Linked DNA regions of Homo sapiens: region 1 is linked to region 2. Evidence: chromatin contacts called from ENCODE Hi-C or POLR2A ChIA-PET data. All regions are on one chromosome and are shown on one strand. The core of a region is the stretch at or near the end of the contact, and the rest is flanking DNA. Distances in the headings are between cores, read along the strand shown.

The links. Hi-C counts contacts between places; a loop is a spot of excess contacts on that map. ChIA-PET counts read pairs that join two places held with the same protein, here RNA polymerase II (POLR2A). Pooled maps may share reads with other maps.
Region 1: a pooled map shows a loop between it and region 2 (2.7-fold over the local background). The contact joins the promoter of NDUFA6 here to the promoter of SHISA8 in region 2. A Hi-C loop is called at or near these places in 3 of 50 pooled maps. POLR2A ChIA-PET finds 5 or more read pairs at or near these places in 8 of 52 experiments (GM12878, HCT116, HEK293T and 4 more).

What each region holds. Positions count from the first base shown.
Region 1 is chr22:42,089,386-42,093,382 of GRCh38, reverse strand. NDUFA6 (NADH:ubiquinone oxidoreductase subunit A6) reads left to right here and starts at 2,611. Exons shown (of 3, transcript NM_002490.6): 1 at 2,611-2,777. The coding sequence starts at 2,639. It overlaps NDUFA6-DT (NDUFA6 divergent transcript), which reads right to left and starts at 2,450. Exons shown (of 5, transcript NR_034118.2): 1 at 2,202-2,450; 2 at 1,783-2,086; 3 at 1,151-1,264.
Region 2 is chr22:41,913,381-41,916,881 of GRCh38, reverse strand. It overlaps SHISA8 (shisa family member 8), which reads left to right and starts at 1,808. Exons shown (of 4, transcript NM_001207020.3): 1 at 1,808-2,744. The coding sequence starts at 2,215. It overlaps LOC124905125 (a long non-coding RNA gene), which reads left to right. Exons shown (of 2, transcript XR_007068113.1): 2 at 1-371. RefSeq lists silencers at 1,690-1,849, 1,870-1,949, 2,020-2,089, 2,130-2,209, 2,350-2,429 and 1 more and an enhancer at 1,582-2,507.

The DNA of each region.
Region 1 (3,997 bases), core at 1,362-3,861, 180 kb before region 2:
ATGGCGTGAACCCAGGAGGCAGAGCTTCCAGTGAGCCGAGATCGCGCCACTGCACTCCACCCTGGGTGACAGAGCGAGACTCCATCTCAAAAACAAAAACAAAAACAAAAGCTGCTGTAAACATCCATGTGCAGGTTTCTGTGTGGACATAAGTTTTCAGCTCATTTGGGTAAACACTAAGGAATGCAATGGCTGGATCTTCTGATGGGAGTATGTTTAGTTTTGTCAGAAAGCCAAACTGTCTTCCAAAGCTGCTGTACCATTTTGCGTTCCTACCAGTAAGGAGAGTTCCTGTTGCTTCACATCCTCACCAGCATTTGGTGTTGTCTCCCTTGCCCATTTCTAAACTTGGCTATTTGTCTTTTCATTACTGAGTTGTAAGAATTTTATGTATCCTAGATACAAGTCCCTTATGGAACATGTGATTTGCAAAAATTTTCTCCCAGTTTGTGGGTTGTTTAGAGGTCTTTTTTTTCTTTTCCTTTTGAGACAGGGTCTCACTCTGTCGCCCAGACTGGAGTCCAGCGGCGCAATCTTGGCTCACCGCAACCTCCACCTCGCGGGCTCAAGCGATCCTCCTGCCTCAGCCTCCCGAGTAGCTGAGATTACAGGTGCCCACCACCATGCCGGCTAATTTTTGTATTTTTAGTAGAGACGGGGGTTTCACCATGTTGGCCAGGCTGGTCTCGAACTCCTGACATCAGGTGATACACCTGCCTTGGCCTCCCAAAGTGTTGGGATTACAGGAGTGAGCCACTGCGCCCCATTTTTTTTTTGAATGTTGAACACAATGAATTTATCATGATAGTGGGTACTTCTGAAGGAGGCAGGGGTATACACAAGGTTAGAATCATACAGGTAGATATCATGGTATAGGTGCTGCGAGAGTCAGAAAACTGACTCTGGCACCAGCTGCCTGGGCTTCAACCCCAATGCTGTAAAGTAACTTAGTCTCTTTGTGCCTCAGTTTTCTCATCTATAAAATGAGTATATCAGCCGGGGGCAGTGGCTCACACCTGTAATCCCAGCACTTTGGGAGGCTGAGGTGGGTGGATCACCTGAAGTCAGGAGTTTGAGACCAGCCTGGCCAACATAGCAAAACCCCGTCTCTACTAAAATACAAGCATTAGCCATGCATGGTGGTGCGCACCTGTAATCCCAGCGATTCGGAAAGCTGAGGCAGGAGAATGGCTTGAACATGAGAGGCGGAGGTTGCAGTGAGCCGAGATTGCACCATTGCAGTCCAGCCTAGGTGAGTCTCACTCTGTCTCAAAAAAAAAAAAAAAAAAGGGTATATCAACACAATCTCACTGGTGTGTTGTGAAGCCTAGCCAAGTTAATGTACCTAGAGAACTAGAGAACAGTGGCTACTAAGGACATCTAAGGACACTTTATACAAACCTTAACTGTGTTACAACTTCTTAAGTCAGTACTGAGGTTCAAAAGCTTCCATTTTATTATTATGCTTTATAATTTATATATGTTACGTGCTTTCTTTTGTATAGCTCACTTGAATATATATATACATTTTAGAAGATAATAAGGAAGAAAAAAAGTATATCTGGTTTTTTAACCCTTCGAAATGGGAAAGTTTGGAGTAGATGCTCAGCCCCGGCCCCTGGCCCTTCCCCAATACTCACAGGCTCCTGTCAACTACACCTTCAGAAAAAGACGGAGCCTCTTAGGCAGCAGTCAGGCAGGTGGGGGCGATCTGTCAGGTGACCTAGACTCTGGGCCATCTCAGTTTCCTCACCTGTAAAATGGGGATGCTGAGGTACCTACCTGACCTATGAGAGCGGAGAACACTGAGATATCTTGCCCATGGCCTGCCCTGTGGTTAGCTGTCGTTTTTTCCTTGACACTTGTAGGCTCCTCTTCATGTTTACATAACCTCAGTGGGAAAACGCCAGCGAAGAGAGACACTCAGAATGGACGATCTAAAGTTCCTTCCAGCTTCCAAATTCTGGGCTGGTTTTCAGAGATCCAGGGCTCGGGATGCGAATGTCCCTGTCTACGATGGGGCTGCCGTTACAGCCTTCCTCCCGGGGCTCTGGAGACGCGCCAGCTCTTTGACACCTCTCCTGCGCTAAGGAAGAGTTGGTTTACAGAAAAGTAAGTATATCCTGGCCCTGCAGAAAGCCGCCAGGCGGCAGGACAAGCCCCACCGCAGCCCAGGCGCCATTATCTGCCTCAGCAGTTACCTCGGGGTCCCGCCACGAGGAGGTTCTTCAAGGCCTGCGCGCCCACGGACACTACCAAGGAGCGCGGCGGGCAGCCGGATAGCAGGACGCTGAGGGAAACCCCGCAGTCGCTCGGCGTCCCCGGCGCCAGCTCACGACCCAGCGACCTCCTGCGGCCCGAGCGTCCCCTGGCGGCAACGCCGGCTCGTTAGAGCGAGCGACAGATGGTGTAGTCCAAAGGCCAAGCGGCGTTTCTGTAGATGAGCATGCGCAGCACCCACCGTTCGCTCAGCCAGAGAGAGGCTTCCCAGCCAATCCGAGAGCCTCAGAGTCATCCTCCCGCCCACCCAGCATACAGGCGGGGCGTTCCTCCTTAGCCAATGGGAAAAGACATTCGCCCGCGGTCCGCACGCGCTGCTTGCAAAGGGGTGGGGTTGTGGAGTGGATGCTTTGGCAAGATGGCGGGGAGCGGCGTCCGCCAAGCTACTTCTACCGCCAGCACCTTCGTGAAGCCCATTTTCAGTCGGGACATGAACGAGGCCAAGCGGAGGGTGCGCGAGCTCTACCGCGCCTGGTATCGGGAGGTGCCGAACACTGGTGAGAGGTAGCGGCTTACGTGGGGACCCGGAGGCCGCCGCTCAAGGTCGTAGCCGGCCCGGCCGGGGTTTCTCATGGGCCCAGCTGAGGTCACCAACTTGGGCAGAGGCGACTGCGGGTGCTTCAGGGGAAGAGGGTCACCCGAGCCTACCATGGGCCGGACCTGGCGGCGGCGCGGTGGTCAGACCGGCCGTGCCTAGCATTCGTACGTGCTATCGGAGCTTTGGTCTCTTTTGTCCTTCGCAATTGGCGGGAGGACGATGACTGTCAGTGACACACTCACTTTGTGGGTGAGGCAGCGGAGGCACCGAGAGGTGAAGTGATGTGCCCAGGGCCCAGGCCGAGCCACTGTTGTACCCAGAACCCAAAGTCTAGAGTTGCAGAGTGTAATTATAGATGCCCGTTGGATTTTTTTGTTTGTGACAGAGTCTCGCTGTGTCGCTCAGGCTGGAGTGCAGTGGTGCGATCTCGGCTCACTGCAAGCTCCGCCTCCCGGATTCACGTCATTCTCCTGCCTCAGCCTCAGCCTCCCGAATAGCTGGGATTACAGGCGCCCGCCACCACGCCGGCCATTTTTTTTTGTATTTTTAGTAGAGACGGGATTTCACCGTGTTAGCCAGAATGGTCTCGATCTCCTGACCTCGTGATCCGCCCGTCTCGGCCTCCCAAAGTGCGAGAAAGAGGTGTTTTTGAGTGAGCTGGAGCACGGTGCCACTCCTCAGGGCTGTCGAGTCCCTGCTTGTGTGTGTGAAAAGGCGGTAGAATGTGGTGGTTAGGAGCACGGACTTTTCTTCAGGCGCTGCCCTCAACTAGCTGTGTGACCTTGGGCCAGTTATTTCATCTATTCCTCAGTTTCTTCATCTTTAAAATGGGAATAATAATTCCTTCTTCAGAAGGTTACTGTATTAAGTTAAAATATCTAGAGTGCTTAGAACAGGACTTGATGCATATTTAACTCATTAAATATTAGCTGCTGCCGTTGTTTTTGTTGTTATTTTTGTTATTTATAGGGCTTTCCTTAGCAGCAGCTTCCAAGCAGAACCCGGTTCTTTGACATATGAGAACTGTGTCTGCTCCACAGAGTCCCTGTCTTCAAGCTGACTTTTGGAAAAATTGCTACTGACCAGAACTTAAACCCACGCGATACTAGAGAAGGAGAAACTTGAGTGATCTGCTGGTTCAGGGACTGCAAATTCAGATGCCTTCAGGGGCAGGCAGAT
Region 2 (3,501 bases), core at 559-3,058:
CTGGAGGGCAATGGTGTGATCTCAGCTCACTGCAAACTCTGCCTCCCAGGTTCAAGCGATTCTCTGGCCTCAGCCTTCCGAGTAGCTGGGATTACAGGCATATGCCACCATGCCCAGCTAATTTTTGTATTTTTAGTAGAGGTGGGGTTTCACCATGTTGGTCAGCCTAGTCTCCAACTCCTGACCTTGTGATCCACCTGCCTCAGCCTCCCAAAGTGTTGGGATTACAGGCGTGAGCCACTGCCCCCAGCCAAACGAAAAGTTTAAGGATGGCAAAAAGTAAACCACAAACTAGTTACAATCCAGCATGTAAATGTGGCATATTTTAGTGTGGTTGTCTCTGGACATGGGATTAAAGCAATTTCATTTAATTCCTTTGTTCATCTGTGTTTTTTCTTCTAAACTGGTAATAAGGGGTCCTTTAATGAGGGTGGGTTTTCGGGGCTGGATGGGAAGTGTGTGTACATGTGTGTGCACATGTGTGTGTGTAGGTGGAGGGAGCAGGCTGTCTTTGGCCAGGGCACAAGGAGAAGCTCTGAGTGGGGAGGTCACCTCCTCTTCCTGTCTGAACCCATTAATACCTGAAATTAGTCTGTCAGCCCCTCATGTCAGGCAACAGACTTGATCCTCCTTAAAATGTAAATCCTTCCTCTTCTTCTCCCCCACCTTCTCCACTTTCATAAGCTGGTCCCAGTTGCTGAGAGAAGGACGGATGGAAAGGGGACCAGGAGGGACCCTAGGGAGCCCCAAATGTTTCATCTCACAGAAACTAGGCGCTGGAGTCCTTTCATTCATTTATTCATTCAGCAAATGCCGACAGAGGCCTGAGCTGCACACTGGGTGAATTGCACGCCCAGTCCTTGCCCTCCTGCTGTTTCCGTCTGGACAGAGGGAGGTTCCATATCGACCCCTATCTCCTGGAAGGGGCAGATTATGAGTCTGCCCTCCAGGAAGAGTCTTTGATGTTAAGATGAGATACTGAGGCAGGGAGAAGCCAAGCACCAGGACCTTCTCCAGTTCAACTCAACCCCGAAAACACCACTGGGCCGTGCTGGGACCGGGTCCGGGCTCCTTAGGGCCCCCACACCCTACCCCTCGGTTTGTGAAAGGACCTGCGGGTGGGCGCAGGGCGGAGGTCTTCCTTTTCCAGGCTTTCCTTTTCCAGGGCAGGGGCGAGCCCAGTCCCCCTCTCCTCACACCTGGGGAGGGAGCAGATCGCGGAAGTGCGTCAGCCAAGCCGTGCCCATCGACGCAGGGATGGGGACATCCCTGGACCCCAGCCCAGCGTTCGAGGGGTTCTGGAACTGGGCTCGCGCCGTGGGGTAAATCCTTGGCCCTCTGAAGCGGCGCTGCCAGGGGAAGTCCTTCCCATTTGACAGGTGGGAAAATCGAGGCGCCGAGAGGGGAAGGGGCCCTCCTTATGTTATGATCAGAACGGACAGAGGGGACGGGAAGGAGGTGAGAGGGTGGCCCTGCCCGTCCCGGGGCAATTCCGGGCTGCTTTGACCTCCGCGCCTGTAAGGTACAGGTCCCCGCACCTGTAAGACAGGGACGCTCTAGTCGCGGGCCCTAGAACTGATCCCCTTCGAGCGCCCAGTTCCGATGAATGTTTCGGGGCAGTCTTTGTGGAGGGGGGTTCCCTGTGGGGCCTCCCGGCTCCGCGGGGCCTGCTGCCTCCTCTCGCCCCTCGCGGCAGCCGCGCTCCTCCCCCGGCTCTGCCTCCCTTCCGCCCTCCCTCCTCTCTCCCTCCCCCGCCCGCCCGAGCCCGCGCCGAGCCCGAGCGGGAGCCGGAGCCGGAGCCGGAGCCAGAGCGCGGGCTGTACTGAGAGCGCGGCGGGAAGGTAGCGCAGTCGGGCGGCCCGCGGCCCCGGCGCGGCCTCCGCTAGGGCCAAGACCCGCACACCTGCCGGGCCGGGGAGAAGCCGGGGGCCGCGCGCAGGCGAGGACCCGCCGCCCGGCCCGGGGAAGATCTCAGGACGCGGACCGGGCAGCTCGGGTCCGAGGTGAGCCCGGGCGGAGGACGCGCCCACCGGAGGTGCGGCCTCGGAGCTCCAGACCCAGCCCACTCGGGGCTGGGGTCCCCAGAGGAGGCCGACGGCCGAGGCGGCGTGCGCCGGGAGCCAGCGCGATCCCTGCGGGAGCGGAGGAGCCGAGCCGGAGGGAGCCGCGGCGCCCGGCCATGCACCGGGCGCAGTAGCGGGAGGCGCGGGCCCGATGGCGCGGGCCGGGGCGCGGGGACTGCTCGGCGGCCGCCGTCCTCCCGGCCTCCGGCTCGCGCTCGCGCTTCGGCTCGCGTTGCTGCTGGCGCGGCCGCCGTCGGGCCGCGCGGGAGCCCCCGAGGCGCAGGGTCCCGCGGCGCCCGGCACGACAGCCCCGGAGGGGGGCGACCGCTGCCGCGGCTACTACGACGTGATGGGCCAGTGGGACCCGCCCTTCAACTGCAGCTCCGGAGCCTACAGCTTCTGCTGCGGCACGTGCGGCTACCGCTTCTGCTGCCACGACGGGCCGCGGCGCCTCGACCAGAGCCGCTGTTCCAACTACGACACGCCGGCCTGGGTCCAGACAGGCCGGCCGCCCGCCCGCGCCCGCGACACCGCAGCGCCCCGGGACCCCGGCCGCGAGCGCAGCCATACGGCCGTCTACGCTGTGTGCGGCGTCGCAGCGCTGCTGGTGCTGGCCGGCATCGGGGCGCGCCTGGGACTGGAGAGGGCGCACAGCCCGCGCGCGCGGCGCACAGTGACCAGGTGAGCACGCGCCGCCCAGGGACCCCCGCCTGCTCCTCGGACTGCTCTCCCTGCCCGCTGATCCTTCCCGCCGCTCTCGAAGCGCTGGTTCTCCCAGCAGGCCCCTTCTCTGGGTTTTCCTGTCTCCTTCTCCCCCCGCCGCCCCCCCAACACTTCATCAGGGAGACACCTGACACCGCCCTGACTCCCTTTGACCTTCTGCCCGTGCTGGGCGCCGCACCGCCTTTCCCTGCTCGAGTCTCCTCTGGAGGGCAGGGGGGTGGGGGCGGGCTGGGAGGGGGACAGGTAGCCTTGCACAGAGGGCACCGGGTCACTGTCCAGGGTAAGGGGCGCCGCTGGCCAGGGAGGTGACCGGGCGTCTTGGGCACGGGAAAGGAAGGGGCGCTTGGTTCTCTGGGTGCCCATCTCCTGCTTCTCCCCACTCCTCCCTCCCCTCTTCCACCTCCTGCCTCTCCCCTGCCCCCACAGCTGTGACTCAAGGCTGCCCTTCCCTCCTTGGGTTTCAAAGGCCTCCCCCCACTCACCCCATGCCACAGCTCCCAGGTGAAGGTCAGGGCTCCCTCTGCGTAGAAAGGGGACTCTGGAACACAGTCGTGTGTTGCTGAGGCCAGGACAGGTGCTTGTTGCATTCTGAGCTTGGTGTGAAGTGGGCACTACAGGGTCCAGGTCCCCTTCCTCGGTTGGAACGAGGACTCTAGGACTCTATGTGTCCTGACCCTGGAACTCCCACCCACATGCCACACGTGGCACTCACATG